Regions from separate parts of the Homo sapiens genome. Here region 1 is linked to region 2. A link is a loop called in an ENCODE intact Hi-C map of the cell type or tissue named here. Cell type or tissue: endothelial cell of umbilical vein. All regions are shown on one strand. Links, peaks and the distances in the headings refer to the core of each region. The heading gives the core; the rest is flanking DNA. Region 1 has its middle 83 kb from the start of C1QTNF9B. Region 2 has its middle 24 kb from the start of C1QTNF9B.

Region 1 (8,342 bases), core at 51-8,050, 59 kb after region 2:
ATCTTGCTGTAATCACTTGGTCTAGGAGATTTTGTATATTCCTTTAGGATTGTTTATATACATAATTATGTTGACTATGTAAATAAGACAGTTTTACTTCTTCCTTTACAAACTGTGTTTTTTTTTTCTTGTCTTTTTGAACTATCTTTGTAAGAGTGGATATTTCTGTCTTGTTTCTGTTCTAAGGTAGAAAGCACTTAGTTTTTCACAATTAAATATGATGTTAGCTCTAAGTTTTTTACAGATGCCCTTTTTTAGGTTGAGGAAATTTCATCCTATTCTGAGTTTGCCAAGAGTTTTATCATGAATTGGTGTTGAACTTTGTCAAATAGTTTTTTCCTGCATCTGTTGAAATGATCACATGATTTTTCTCCTATATTCTATTAAAATGGTGAATTATATTATTTGCTTTTCATATCAAAGCAACATTGCATTTGTTGGAGAAACACCAGTTGATCATGGTACTTTTTTAAAAAAAATTGCTAGATTCAATTTCTTAATATTTTGTTTAAAATTTTTGCATTTATTTTCATGAAGGATATTAGTCTATAGTTTTCTTAGTATGTCTCTGTCAAGTATTAAACCAAGGTATTGCAGGCCTTATAAAATGAGTAGAGCAGTATTCCCTCTTCTTTTACCTGACATAGTTTGGGAGAGATGGTTATGTGTTAAAACATAATTTTTTCACTTAACATGTTAAAACTTAAATGTTTCAAAAAACTTAAATATTTCATAAAATTCACCATGAAGTCATCAGAGTCTGGAGTTTTCTCTGTCGAAAAGTTTTTATTTAAAAAATAATTTTTACTAATAGTCTGGGCACAGTGGCTCATACCTGTAAGCTCAGCACTTTGGGAGGTTAAGGTGGGAGGATTGCTTAAGCCCTGGAATTCAAGACCAGTCTGAGCACTGTAAGGAGACCTTGTATCTACAAAAAAAATTTTTTTTTTAATTAACTAGGCTTGGTGGTGTGTGCCTGTAGTCCTAGTTACTGAGGAGGCTGAGGTGGGAGGATCACTTGAGCCCAAGAGGTCCAGGCTGCTGTGAGCCATGGTCAGGCCACTGAAGTCCAGCCTGGGCAAAAAAGTGAGACACTGTTTCATAGGAATCGTAATAGTAATTTGTTGTAGGGCAATCTGGGTCTTCTGGGTTTTTGTGAGTCTGTTTTTGTAATTTCTGTCTTTCAGAGAATCTTTTTTATCTAAATTATTGAACTTTTTGGCATAGTGTTGCTCACAATTTTTTTTCTTATTTTTCTTTTGATAACTGTAAGAACTGTACCAATAATTCTCTCCCATTTCTGATATTGATAATTTTTTCTTTTTCTTTTCTTTTTTATTTATTTATTTATTTTTTTGAGACAGGTTCTAGCTCTGTCACCCAGGCTGGAGTGCAGTGGTGCAGTATCTGCTGACTGCATCCCTTCACCTCCTGGGTTCAAGCAATCCTCCTGCCTCCGACTCTGGAGTAGCTGGGATTACAGGCACGCATCACCACACCCGGCTAATTTTTGTATTTTTAGTAGAGATGGGGTTTACCATGTTGGTCAGGCTGGTCTCAAACTCCTAACTTCAAGTGATCCACCTGTCTCGGCCTCCCAAAGTGCTGGGATTACAAGCGTGAGCTACTGGGCACCTGGCCTGTGGCCATTGATTTTTAATTGACCAGGTTGGCTAAAAGTTTATCAATTTTCAGAGAGCAAGCTTTTGATTCCATTGACTTTTGAGTGTGTCCGTTTTCTGTTTCATTGATTTCCACTGTTACCTTTATTATTTCTTTCCTTCTACTTACTTTGGGTTTATATCATTATGAGATGATCTTGTTTATCTCTAGCACCACTTTTTTCTTAAAATCTCTTTGTGGTAATGCAGCTACTTCAGCTTTCTGATGCTTTCTTATGTTTCCATGGTATGCGTTTTTTCATTCTTTTACTTTCGACTCATTTGTACTTTTGCATTTAAATAGCATCTTTTGTAGACAGCACATACGTTCTTGTTTTTATTAATATATTCCACCTGCTAATCTCTGTCTTTTGGTTCGACTGTTTCATCTATTTATATTTACTTTTTTTTCAGGGATGGAGTTTCTCTGTTGCCCAGGCTGGAGTGCTGTTCACAGGTCTCCTAACATTCTCTATTTGTCTTTTTTTGTTTGTTTTTGAGACAGGGTCTCATTTTGTGGAGTGCAGTGGTACAGTCACAGCTCGCTGCAACCTCAACCTCCTGGGCTCAAGCGATCTTCCCTCCTCAACCACTGGAGCAGCTGGAGTACAAGCATGCAGCACCACACCCAACTAATTAAAAAAATTTTTTTTTTTGGTAGAGATGGCGGTCTTGCTATGTCTCCCAGCTGCTCTTGAACTCCTGGCCTCACCTTGGCCTCCCAAAATGCTGGGATTATAGGCATGAGGCACCATGCCAGCCCTCTGTTTTTCAATTGAATACTTTCTATTGGTCTATCTTCAAGTTCACCAATGAATTCTGTCACCTACATTCTGCTACTGAGCCCACATAGTGATCTTTTATATATTGTTACTTTCTAATTTCCTTTGTATCTAATAGTTTAACAATTGATTATCTTGGGATATAATTATATCATCTTCCAGTCATGATAATTTTACCACCTGCTATGGTTTGAATGTATCTGCTAAAGTTCACGTGTTGGAAACTTGATTCCCACTTCAGTCAGGATCTCTTTGAAATTAAGAAGTGTGTGTGTGAGTGTGTGTGTGTGTGTGTGTGTGTCCTTGCTGCCTGAGGGTGGAGGAAGAAATTGTGAACAGGAATCCTGTATTTGCTTGTCTGTGTCAGGGGAAAAGAATTATACCCCAATTCTTTTCCGCTGATCCTCAAGCCTGGGAAATTTTAAAGGAGATGGGAAACGACCCCGCCTTCTTATGAATATGCAACAGTAAGGGGTTGGGAGAAGGGAGAGAAAAGGCCTGCAAGAAATTCACCCCAGGTCCTCCTGCTCCGGGCTCAGCCCGGGCCCCCCACCGTCCTACCCACGAAGAACAGCAAACAATAGCACAGCCCCGGCCCTGGAAGCCGAGCTAGCCGCAGAGGGTGATGCGGAACTGCTCATCGCCAGGGAAACGCGGCATTCGGACAGCCGTCCAGAGCCTGTCTGAGTTCTGCTGGGCGGGGAGCCAGAGACTGATTCGCTGCGGTCCTGGGCCCAGCGGCTGGGAGGTCCCGCCCTGGCCGAGGAAATGAAGAGGGCGCAGGGCATGGGGGCGGCGCGCACCCGGGACAGTTTCCAGTCGGCTTCTCCGTGACCTTCCTCCCCCTTCCAGCTCGGAGCGGGATGCTGGGATCCCTCCAAGGACCCTCTGAGGACGTAGGAGGGATGCTGAGACAGGCAAGTGGGATTTCTCTACATATTGTCACCTCGCCCGCACTTTTGGAGAAGGTAGAGCCAAGCAGCATTTGGCCGAAATCCTGTGCCCGTGGAACATTTTTTTCCTGAAGTGGGGGGTGAAAGTTGATGATCAGCGGCTCCGGGTAGGAGAAGGGATAGAGCTATAGGTGCGGTGAGGTTAGAGAAGTTGTCATGGCCGAGCTTGCAGTGAGCCGAGATCGCGCCACTCCATCCTCGGCGACAGAGCGAGACTCCGTCTCAAAAAAAAAAGAAGAAAAGAAAAGTTGCCGCGGCCCCAGCAGGCTCAAGGGGTGAGCGCATAGGGGCGCCGGGGCAGTAGTTGCACAAAGCCAGCCTGGCGGTCGCGTTGCCATGGCAGCGGGGGAGGGGCCGAGCCGCAGCGTGGCTGTGTTGCCGGGCGACGGAGGAGCCGCGGGGGAGGCCGAAATCTCCCGGTGCTCAGCGTCACTGCGTGAGCCCCCACTCTGATGCTTCGTTGGTGTGTGTGTCTGTCGGTGTCAATCCACAGTCCGCTGGCAGCCTCTGTCACTTGGTTAGGGAATAAACTATCACCTACTTAATACCTTAATGCTCTGCTTTTGAAAATATTTGGATTGTGGTGTTATGGAAGACATGAACAAGAATAGTACTCCTACTTAACGAAGTTTTGTTTTGTTTTGTTCGTTTTGAGACAGTCTTACTTTGTCGCCCAGGTTGGAGGGCAGTGGCGGATCTTAGCTCACTGAAACCTCTGCCTCCCGGGTTCAAGCGATTCTCCTGCCTCACCCTCCCGAGTAGCTGGGATTACAGGCGGCCGTCGCTACACAAGGCTAATTTTTGTATTTTTAATAGAGAAAGGGTTTCACCATAATGGCCAGGCTGGTCTCAAACTCCTGACCTCAGGTGATCCGCCCGCCTCGGCCTCCCTAAGTGCTGGGATTAGAAGCTTGAGCCACTGCGCCTGGCCAACAAAGTTTTTTAAAAAATACGTTGTATTTCCTCGTTTTTAAGGTAGCATCTACTGATGGGAGTTCCTTAATTATCATTTAAAAAGTAAAGTACAGAACCAGATTTGGATCCACGAAACGAATTGTTCCTCAGCTTTTCAAACATACTAACCAAAAACATTTGCAAAAGAAAAATATATAAAGCCGGTAGCAGTACTAAATATTAGGCCCAGCACTAAAAATGCAGACAGTTCTACTGTTGGAAAGATGGCGACTTTCACAAAGGACTAGAGAGCATCAGCCTCATTTTATTTCTATGGGTATTTTCATACATGGAGATGTGCTAGGTGATTTTGTCTTACTATGTCAAAGATTACTTGTTTTAGCCATATACCATAGGAAAAAAAAAATGTCAAGGGGTTCGAATGATCTTTTTTAGAGCAGTTTTTTTGTAGCTACAATAGTACTTCTATTTTACAAATTATGTTATTTGTTTACTCAGATACTCATTCATCAAACATTTACTGAGGCTCTACTATGTGCTGTGTACAGTGCTAGACTTGAGAGCAGAGAGATAAGTGGTGAGAAGAACATACAAAACTGAATTAGAAAAATTCACAGTTTCGGGAGCCGGAAATGCTAGGAAGCAGTTGTAAACCACTGTGGTACATTCTCATTGTGAGATGCCACCAGGACAGCCCCTGCTACTGGCCAGGGCCTCAGGTACACAGACCACAGCTGAGCTTGGAACTTCATTTGCGTTGTGGGTTTTGCTCTTTCAAGGCAGGCATTTTTGGACCCATTTAAAATAGAAGGAGTCCAGCACTCAGAGAAGTGCGGTGATAAGCCTCATGTCTCACGGCCAGTCAGGCTCAAGATCCAAAAGCCACTGCTATGACATATATTTTGGAACATTCGCCCTTTGATCATTAAATCCTCACTACCTGAATGACTATATTTTTTGATCATTCATAATGGTAAGTGAATTTCTTAAAAACAATAACTGTGATGCAATTTTCTTTTTGGTTGAGATCTGAAGTCACGTATTTCTAAAATCAGATACCAATTGCATTCTGAAGATGTGTTCTTCCAACTGGAATGTTGTCATTGTCAATAATACTTTTTCCAGGGGTTCCTGGGAAGTAAATGAGAAAATTTAAATTTGGTTATTCATGATTTTAAAACATGTAAAGATGTGTGTGTTTTAAAGTACTGTGTTTAATAAATCGCTATAGCATTAGATTTGTTTAAAGCAAAATACACTAGTTATCATTTAAGTTTTTATTAACTTTTTAAATTTTTTGTCAGATTTCTTACTTTCCACTTGCAGCCACATTAGAGAGGTCATAGGAAAAATTTCTACCTAGAAAGTTCAGGTATGGACCTGGCTGGTCCTGCATGAAGACTTTGCTATGCATTTTCCACTGCAGCCTGGGAAACCTCTTTGAACTAATTTTATAAGCTATTTTACTGTTAAAATTTTATTTTTTCAAATAGATTGCAGAATCCCTGAAGGCAAGGACCAGGTCTTCTGTGTCTTTAGAATTCTCTTCATAATACTAAATACAACACTCTTCATAAATATTAACTGGCAGAAAAAGCAAAAATAAACTTTACCGGACTGATGAAAACTAGAGTAGAACTAATACTTTTATAGATACTATCCTGAGTCACAGAAGTTTTGCTTATTTGCTGATTTTTTTTTCATTAAACTCTACTGTGAAATGCTAGGGAGTACCTATTTCATAGGTAGAAAAACTGAGTTGTAGTGATTAGCATATGAAATATTTTTCAATGCATTATCTTCATTGAGCCTTACAACAACCACTCAGGAATTCACATCACCATTTTTTAAATATGTGAGAAAACAGAAGCTCAGAGAAGTTGAACGAGTCAGACAGGGTCACCCAGAAAGGAAGAGGTGCATCTTCTGACCGTGTCACATGATTTTTATTCTGCCATTGCAAACCAGGTACACGTGTGAGCTTCGGGAGGCTGGGTCTCCCACCAGCCCTGGAGTGCTAGGTGCAAGATCCCTTCTCTCCCTCACCTCCTCAAGGCTGCTCTGCCGTCTGGGAAGAAGGTGAGAGAAACTCTTTCAAAAGACAAAGGGGCAGGGCCAGTGAAAGGAGGAGCTGGAGAGGGGCTCCCTGGAGCAAAATGAAGTGAGATTGAGAAGGAAGAGTCAAGTGAAGTTGATCGAAAACCAGCCACTGTTCAAAAATGGGAGTGAGGGGTTGGGAGAGAGTGTCTTTGTTCGGGCTGCCATCACAAAACACCACAGCCTGGGGGCTTAAGTGACAGACCTTGATTGTCCCAGTGCTGGGGGCTGGTAGTCCGAGATCAAGGAGTCTGCAGGGATGGTTTTTTCTGACGCCGCGCTCCTTGGCTCACAAACAACTGCCTTCTTACTGCGTCTTCACGTGGTCATCCTTCTATATTGTCTGTGTCCTAATCTCTGCTTATAAGGACACCAGTCATACTGGATTAGAGCCCACCCATATGACCTCATTATACCTCAATTACCGCTATGAAGGCCCTATCTCCAAACACAGTCCCATTCTGAGGTACTGGAGTCAGGACTTCATCCTGTGAATTTTGAGCCCAGAGCAGAGAATTTTTAAAAAGTGGACACTGATCTGTGACTTTGAAGACAAAACCTGTTGACCTGTTTCAATTGCTTTGTTATTCTCATTAGTATTTTCTCTTAGCACAAATAAATGGTTGAGCAAATAGTGGCCATTTATTTTTACACTAGTATATTCTGTTGGTTGTTTTTTTTTTTTAAAAAACATCCAGAACTGAATTCTATATCTAGCTTGCTTCATAATTTATTTTCACTCTCATCTCTGCAGGGCCAGCTTCAAACCTTGTCAAGCTCTGACAAGGGAAGATGAAGCCTAGTTCCAGCTAGGGGTGACCTGTCTATCTGCATTTTTTGAGCTGCAGAGTGATGGGAGTCATATTCGCTGCCTGTGCAGCACCACAGGCCTGATGAAAATGAAATGGCAACACCGTGCAGATGGCAAAGCGTAGGCCTCACAAACATCCTGGCCGTGAAGGTAAGTTGAGCAACTTTCTGCCTGCATGGCATTATCCATGCTTATTTCTAACAAGATACCTATGGCAGAGTATTTCAGGCTGTTTGTGAAGGGCAGCCAGTAGAATTTGAAGGTTTTCACTGAGGCATTGAGCAACTAACAAGGGTGTAATTGGAACGTGTGGCAAGAACTCCAATTGTTAAAATATGTGGTCATAAAATGATAGGGTCTAGGGCGAAGCCTGCAGGTCTTGTGGTCAGTATCTTGCCCTTGGCTGGACTACATAGTGTCTGTTTTGTAAAGGTAGAAATCAATACTGTGTTTCAAGTCAGCTAAAGAAGAAGGTTCCAGAGTCTTCTGCCACAGAAGTTTCGGTATTCACCAGTCATCAGAGTCTCAAAGTACTTGTGTTTGTCTCCTTAACTTCCTTCATTACTTTATATTCTGCCTTCAAAGGGAGGGAGAGTAGTCTTCTATTTTATCCATCATTTGCTGAAAGAATTATATGAGGTTGCTTCTTGGCTCTTCTCTGTAAGTTGAATAGAAACCGTGTGCATTGTTCTAGGAATCTGTTTCTATCATGGCCCCGCGCAGCACCTGTCCTTCCCACCGTGAGTGGTGGAGCTGTGGTCTGTGTCATCCTCGCATTTCCAACCCCAGTCATACCCCTTTACTTTTAAGTGTGAGGCCCCGGATGAAATTCTGCAGTATCCCTGCTGAAGAGCAGGGCTCCAATGCACCTGGTGGAGCTTTTCCAAGGAACACGGAAAGTGTTCGGAATGCACTGCTTGGACAAGATCCAGCAGCTTTCCTTGATCGGTGCTTTCAGAAACAGGTTCTTGTGTAGAACAGCTACGGGTATCCCAGCCAAAAAAGACTGCCTATTTCTGAGAGCTGTGCATACTTAATTAGAACAGGGATTGGTGCCAGCACTTGGAGTTTGAAAAGTCAGCTTTGAACATGAATGCAAGTCCCTGCAAGGTAGAATGGTCTG
Region 2 (8,342 bases), core at 108-8,107:
GACTTCAACACCCCACTGACAGCATTAGATCATCAAGGCAGGAAACTAACAAATTCTAGACCAAAATTGTACACCTGATCAACCGAACCTAATAGACATCTACAGAGTACTCAGTTCATCAACCCCAGAATATACATGTTTCTTTTCTGCACACAGAACATTCTCCAAGATCAACCACATTTTTGGTCATAAAGGAAGTCTCAATAAATTAGAAAAATACAAATCATGCCAATGATACTTTCTGATCACAATGGAATAAAAATAGAAATTAGTACCAAGATAATCTCTCAAAACTACATGATTATATGAAAATGAAAAAACCTGCTCCTGAATGACTTTTGGGTAAACAACAAAATTAAGGCAGAAATAAAAAAAAAATCCATGCAATAAATTATAACAAAGACACAATATACCAAAATCAGTGGGATACAGCAAAAGCAGTATTAAGAGGAAAGTTTGTAGCCCTAAATACCTACATCAAAAAGTTAGAAAGATCTCAAATTAACAATTGAACATCACACCTAGAGGAACTAGGAAAATAAGAACAAACTAGCCCCAAAGCTACCAGAAGAAAAGAAAGAAGAGCAAAACTGAATGCAAATGGAAACCCAAAAATCCATACAAATAATTAATGAAACCACAAGTTGGGTCTTTGAAAGGATAGAAAATCAACAGACAACCAGCTAGCTGAACAAACAGAAAAAGAAGATCCAAACCAGCACAATCAGAAATGACAAAGATGACATTACAACCAATCCCACAGAAATGCAAAAGATTCTCAGCAACGATTATGAATACCTCTATGCAAACAAACTAAAAAATCTACAGGAAATGGGTACATTCCTGGGAACCCACAACCTCCTAAGACTGAATCAGGAAGAAATTGAAACCCTGAACAAACCAATATTGAGTTCCATAATTGAATCAGTAATTTAAAAAACTTAAAAACTCCAACCAAAAAAAGCCACAAACTTGACGGATTCACAGCTGAATTCTACCAGATGTACAAAGAAGAGCTGGTGCCAATTCTGCTGAACCTAATCCCAAAAAAATCAAGGAGGTGGGACTCCTCCCTAAATCAATCTACAAAGACAGTGTCATCCTGTTACCAAAATCTTGCAAAGACATAGCTATACAAGAAAACTACAGGTCAATATCCCTGATGAACATAGATGCAAAAATCCTCAAACAAATACTAATGAATGCAGCAGCAAATCAAGAAGTTAATTCTCCATGATCAAGTAGGCTGTATTCCTGAGGTGCAAGGTTAGTTCAACAAATGTTAATCAATAAATGTGATTCACCACATAAACAGGATTAAAACAAGAAACCACAGTTTATCTCCATAGATGTGGACAAAGCTTTTGATACAATCCAACATGCTTTCATGATAAAACCCCTCAACAATCTAGACATCAAAGGAACAAACCTCAAAATATTAAGAGCTATCTATGACAGACTTATAGCCATCATCATGCTGAATGGGCAAAAGCTGGAAGCATTCCCCTTGAGAGTAAGACAAGGATATCATCTCTCACCACTCCTATTCAACATAGTACTGTAAGTCCTAGCCAGAGCAATCAGGCAAGAGAAAGAAATTAAAGGCATCCATATAGGAAAAGAGGAAGTCAAACTCTCTTCACTGATGATATGATTCTATACCTAGAGAACCCTGAAGACTCTGCTAAAAGGCTCCTGGAACTGTTCAATGATTTTAATTTCAGCAAAGTTTCAGGATACAAAATCAATGTACAAAAATTAGTAGCATTTATATATACCAGTAACATTCAAGCTCAGAGCCAAATCAAGAATGCAATCCCATTTACGATGTCCATTAAAAAATACTTAGGAATACATCTAACTGAGGAAGTTAATATCTCTACTAAGAGAACTACAAAACATTGCTGAAAGAAATCAGAGATGACACAAATAAATGGGAAAACATTCATGCTCATGGATTGGAAGAATCACTATTGCCCAAAACAATCTATAAGTTCAATGCTATTTCTATCAAACTACCAATGCCATTTTTCACAGAATTAGGAAAAAACTGTTCTAATCCTCATATGGAACCGAGAAAGAGCCCATATAGCCGAAGAAGTCCTAAGCAAAAAGAACAAAGTTTAAGGCATTACATGACCCGACTTTGTACTATATCCTATCAGGCTACATTAACCAGAACAACATGATACCGGCACAAAAATAGACACATAGACCACTGGAACAGTATAGAGACCCAAGAAATAAAGATGCACACCTCTAATCATCTGATCTACAACAGATTAGACAAAAATAAATAATGGGGAAAAGACTTCCTATTCAATAAAAGGTGCTGGCATAACTGGCTAGCCATGTGCAGAAGAATGAAACTGGACCCCCTTAGCTTATACCATATACAAACATTAACTCAAGATGGATTAAAGATTTAAATGTAAGATTTCAAACTATAAGAGTCCTAGGAGAAAACCTAGAAAATACCATTCTATACATTGGCCTTAAGAAAGAATTTGGAGTCCTCAAAACATTTGAAACAGAAACAAAAATTGACAAGTGGAACCTAATTAAACTAAAGAGCTTCTGCACAGCAAAATAAACTATCAACACTGTAAACGCACAACCTACAAAATGGGATAAAATATTTGCAAACTATGCATCTGAAAAAGGTCTAATATCCAGAATCTATAAGGAGCCTAAACAATTCAACAAGCAAAAAGCAAATGACCCCATTAAAAAGTGGGCAAAAGATGTAAAGAGACAGTTCTCAAAAAAGACACAGGGTGGCCAACAAACATATGAAAAAAAAATACTCAACCTCATTAATCATCAGAGAAATGCAAATCGAAACCATGGTGAGATATCATCAGGATGGCTATTATTAAAAAGTCAAAAAATGACAGATGCTGGCAAGGCGGTAGAGAAAAGGGAATGCTTATACACTGCTGGTGGGAGTGTAATTTAGTTCAGCCACTATAGAAAGCTGTTTGAAGATTTCTCAAAAAACTTAGAACTAGCATTCAACCCAGCAATTCCATTACTGAGTATATATACAAAAGAAAATAAACCATTCTTCCAAAAAGACATATGCACTCCTATGTTCATGGCAGCACGTTTCACAATAGCAAAGACATGGAATAAACCTAGGTGCCCATCAATGGTGAACTGGATAAAGAAAATGTGGTACATATACACTATGGCCATAAAAAAGAATGAAATCATGTTTTCTTGCAGCAACATGGATGCAGCTGGATGCCATTATCCTAAGCAAATTAACATAAAATTAACAGAAAACTAAATACTGCATGCTCTTACTTGTAAGTGGCAGCTAAACATTGGGTACTCATAGACATAAAGGTGGCAATAATAAACACTGGGGACTACTAAATGGCAGAGGGCAAGAAGTGGGCAATGTGTGAAAAACTAACTCTTGGGTGCTATGCTTAGTACCTGGGTGATGGAATCAATCACAATGCAAACCTCAGCATCATGCAATACAGCCACGTAACAAACCTGCACGTGGGCTCCCTGAATCTAAAACACAAGTTGAAATTATTTTAAAAAATTGTCTTCCAATATACGAACATGAACTCTCTCTCCATGTATTTAAATATTCTGATTCATCAGTGTTTTGTAGTTTTTCACATATATATCCTGTATGTATTTTGTTACATGTATAATTGTAAATACCTCATTATTTTTTGATGCTATTGTAAACTGTATTTTTTAAAATTTCAAATTCGAATTGCTCTTTATTGACATATAGGAAAGAAATGGGCTTTTGTATATTAATCTTGTATTTTGAGACCTTGCTAAACTCACTTATTTGTTCCAGAAGTTTGTATTGTTCTTGTTGTCGATTGGATTTCCTAGTTATTCAATAAAGTAATTTGTGAATAAAGACAGTTTTATTTTTTAAAAAGTCAAGTACTATTATTACTCTTGGCACATTCTGGCACTCGGTAAATTAACTTTCTTTGATTGTGATCTCTGGTATTACCACTAGAGGGCGCCTTGAGACAAACTATCCTGTACAGTTTTTTCATTACAGAAGGGCATCCTTGTGAAATGGGGAATGATTAACATAGGCATGAGGGGAATTGTAATTCACAAAGTAGTTAAAAATAACACCTTGCTCAGCCTGAGGGGGATGTGTGCAAGACAGAGGGCAGGCCCCACCTCTGGTGCTGTGGTTACAATGCTAGGAGCTAACTGCCTTTGAAGATGGCTTTAGTTCTTTTTGATTACCAGCTCAGCTCTCTCATTCTTCTCTAAAATTGTTGCTCTGAATTATTCCTCAATGTCAAATGCTTAATTTTTCCCAGGTAATGAGTGACTTGTACAAGGGTGCTGAAAAAAAATACTTGAAAACGTCTTTGAGGGCTAATTTTTAAAATATCTAAATTGGTTTCCTAAACACAATCATTTCTGGCTTTTAAAAAAGTCTTGGTTTATTAATTACATATATTTAAGAAGTAAAACATGATATATTGACATATTTATACATAGTGAAATGGTTATTGTAGTCAAGTAAATTAACATATTCATCATCCCACATACTCTTTAAATGCAAGTATTTCTAAATGGCATCCCCAAGAATCTTATCAGCAGAGCCATTCCAGAAGGCAGCAAGTGTTACCTGTTAAGACTCAGGCAAGAGAAAAATGTAGGCAAGGTGATAGGGCCGGGAGAAAAGATTGAGGGATTTATCCAGTCAAGACCTGCTCAGTATCAGTCACTTTTAAGAGTGTCAAAATGCATCTGAAACAGTGACCATCTTAAAATCGGCAATTCTAATTCAGCATGGTGTTGCATTGAATAGAGATGTATGACATGCATGGAGTATGGGGAATCTGAGAGTAATCTGCATGGCTCCTGGAAGAGCCCCTGAGTCATGGCCATTGAAGTGTTTGAAGTGGGGCCTAAGATTTGCCTTGGAAGGTGCCCAGCCTACAATGTCTGACTGGGGAAAAGCATGGCTAAAGTACCCAGGCATGGAGGGACGCATTCAGAGCACTGAAAGCCGTTGGTGTGGCTAGAATTTAGGGCACCTGTTATGGAGAGATAGTAAATAAAACTGGGCAAGTAGACCAGAGCCAGACTGGGGCACAATTGTGTCACACTAAGCTAGATGGGAAGGAACTGAGACATTTCAAGCAGGAAGATGAGGAAATAAGATTTCCTTTAGAAAACAGCTACTCTGGTTTGAGAGAGTGAGACTGAATTCAAGGATTTCATATAGGAGGATGGTGCAATAATCCAGGAAGAAAGAGTGTACGCCTCAGCTAGGACAGGTCAGTAGATCTGGAGGGAAACTACTGGAATCAAGAGATTGTGGAGACAAAATCAATAGTATTCACTAGGCATTTGGGGGTGGGAGCAATGGTTTTGGCTTCTGTCTTGAGAAAATAAGATATGGAAAAAGTGTATTTGGAGAAAGAGAGAAACTGGCTTGAGATTTTCTGAGATAGAGATGCAAGTGGAACACCTAGGTGGATATGTGGTTAAAATAAAAAAAAGGTCTAGACCAGTAAAAAAGTAATTTGAACAGCAGAAGCCACATATATGACTTTAAATGTTCTAGGAGCCACGTTATAAAAATTAAAAATAAATAGGTAACACCAATTTTGTAACACAGTATAGCCAAAATATTGTGATGTCAGCAAGTAATCAAAAACAGCAATTTTTCTTTTTCCCTAATTTGTTGGAAGTACTTGTTTCTTAGAAATCCTCCTAGAAATACATGTACTTCTTTTTTTTATTATTATTATAATACTTTAACACCATGGAATAGTATGCAGCCATAAAAAAGGATGAGTTCATGTCCTTTGTAGGGACATGGATGAAGCTGGAAACCATCATTCTGAGCAAACTATCGCAAGGACAGAAAACCAAACACCGCATGTTCTCACTCATAGGTGGGAACTGAACAACGAGAACACTTGGACACAGGGTGGGGAACATCACGCACTGGGGTGCAGGGAGGGGGGAAGGATGGCATTAATAGAAATACCTATTGTAAATGATGAGTTAATGGGGGCAGCACACCAACATGGCACATGTATACATATGCAACAAACCTGCACGTTGTGCATTTCTTTAGAACAATTTTAAAACTACAATCGCATACAGTAGACAAGCTCTGACATATTTTTGGTGTTAAAACACTATTTAATAAAAAATTTTACTTACACTTATCTTTTGCAATCTTCACAGAACTCATGAGAGGCAAGCAGAGGCCAGTACCAGACATCTGGTAGAGAAGGTAGAGAAAGAGTGGACCAGAGCTTTTTTCAGACTCATCCTACTGGGTTAGTCCTACAGTCATCTTGTGTTGGACACTCAAGGATTTTTGTTTCTGTTTTTGTTTTAGAAACGGTCTCGCTGTGTCACCCAGGCTGGAGTGCAGTGGCTCAATCTTGGCTCACTGCAGCCTTGACTTCCCGGGCTCCAGAGATTCTCCTACTTCAGCCTCCTGAGTTGTGGGAACCACAGGTGTGTGCCACCATGCTCAGCTAGTTTTTGTATGTTTGGTAGGGACAGGGTTTCACCATGATGCCCAGACTGGTCTTGAACTCCTGAGCTCAAGCAATCCACCCACCTCAGCTTCCCAAAAGTGCTGGGATTACAGGTGTGAGCCACCACGCCAGACCTAGAAATCTTAATAATAGGTTAGGTCTTAAGGGAAAAATTACTCCAAGGGAAGACTTAGTCATCCCTACCTCAAGCCTACTGACTTCAAAAAATGGCGTGAAGAACTACTGATTCAAGGTTAGTTATATTACCTTTTTCCTTTGCATTTCATCTTTACGATATAATTCTTGTTTTTAATTTGGTGAAATACTGAGTTGTTTCATTGACTTAGGCGTGGTAAGTAAAAGTTATAATAATTTGTATTGATAAAGAAAGCAAATAAAAGTTTTATAGTTTTTTTCAGTCCCTGGAGCTCTCATTTTCAAGAGATAAACATTTGTTAACTTTTATTCAGTAAATGTAACATTTATTGTAACTGACACATTTTCAATTTCTTTAAAAGCTGCATTAAAGCTAAATTTTAGAAATGGAATATTATTGTTTGATAACTAAAGACAGACTTTGAGATGCTTTGGCTTTCTAATTGATTTTACTTTGGTTCATAATATTTTTGTTTTCCAGTGCCAGCCTCAGTTTTCCACCCCTAATCGTAAGTGAATGATTGACATCCAAACATTTAACCACATACGGATGTCTATTATTTAAAGGAATCCAAAATAAATACTTTTATGAATTAAGTAAACATATAGCACTAAATAGATTTTTTAAGTTAAAATTTTGTCATTTCCTTACCTAACAGTACATCCTTAATTGTGATTGTCACCTACAGCATTTTAGTTTCAATTTTTGTAAAATATATCTATTGCTAGCCAATTACTCAAGTTTTTAAATAGTTAAATCAAACAATGATTTGAATTTTAAAAATAAGTTCCCTTATGTCTTTATATGTTGCCATCACTTGAATGATTGATGACTAAGACGGCAAAGTTATCAAGAGTCTTTAAATAGCAATTACAACCAAACAATCAATTACATTATTTCTACCCAGAATTCCATAAAGCCACACAGTGTCCCCATCTCCCCCGGAGATGTGCCAGGAACCTTCCAGTCCAGTCATGTGATTTCACTCATATTAAGAATCAATTTCTGGGGATCTCAAGATGAATCTAACAACAACAAACTACACTAATTGTAGAGTTGGTAAGTAAAAGAAATATAGTTCAACTATGCTTGACCCAGTTTAAGATATTTGTCTAATGTTTGGTCATTTTTTGACTAGAGGGAAATTTATTTATTTATTTCTGGATACAGGGTCTTACTCTGTCACCCAGCCTGGAGTGCAGTGGCATAATCACAGCTCACTACAGCCTGGACTTCCTGGGCTCAGGTGATCCTCCCACCTCAGCCTGCCAAGTAGCTGGGACTACAGGTGTGTGCCACCATGCCTAGTTCATTTTTTGTATTTTTGTATTTTGGGTTTCATTATGTTGCCCAGGCTGGTCCTGAACTCCTGGGCTCAAGTTATCCAGTGCCTCAGTCTCCCAAAGAGCTCAGATTACAGGTGTGGGCCACTACACCTGGCAGGACAGTTCTAAAAACTGGGTGCAGTGGTGTGCATCTGTAGCCCAGCTACTTGGGAGGCTGGGGAGGCAAGATCACTTGAGCGCAAGAGTTCAAGGCTGTAGTGTGACATAACCTCACCTGTGAATAGCTACTGCACTCCGGCCTGAGCAATACAGAGAGACCCTGTCTAAAAAAATCTACAAAAGCCATAAAAGATTTATTTGAACAAAAATAAATAGCAAGTAGTTTTC

The links. A loop is a pair of places that touch in the nucleus more often than their neighbours do. Peaks named below come from ENCODE experiments on the same cell type or tissue, not always from the same donor. Only the 100,000 strongest peaks of a DNase experiment are listed, where the experiment ranks them.
Region 1: it touches region 2 in a loop (3-fold over the local background); 22 of 110 quality-filtered maps call a loop at or near these places.

The regions. Positions count from the first base shown.
Region 1 is chr13:23,976,565-23,984,906 of GRCh38, forward strand. It overlaps a transcript of SPATA13 not described here. Among named protein-coding and RNA genes, the nearest start is that of C1QTNF9B, 83 kb to the left of the region's middle. In endothelial cell of umbilical vein, for the core only: no CTCF peak of the experiment used is centred there; DNase peaks (open chromatin) are centred at 3,127 and 3,767; H3K4me3 peaks cover 931 bases; H3K27ac peaks cover 356 bases; H3K27me3 peaks cover 146 bases.
Region 2 is chr13:23,917,564-23,925,905 of GRCh38, forward strand. It overlaps the pseudogene ANKRD20A19P. Among named protein-coding and RNA genes, the nearest start is that of C1QTNF9B, 24 kb to the left of the region's middle. In endothelial cell of umbilical vein, for the core only: a CTCF peak has its summit at 3,997 (motif pointing right); DNase peaks (open chromatin) are centred at 4,008 and 4,968; H3K27ac peaks cover 1,508 bases; H3K27me3 peaks cover 561 bases.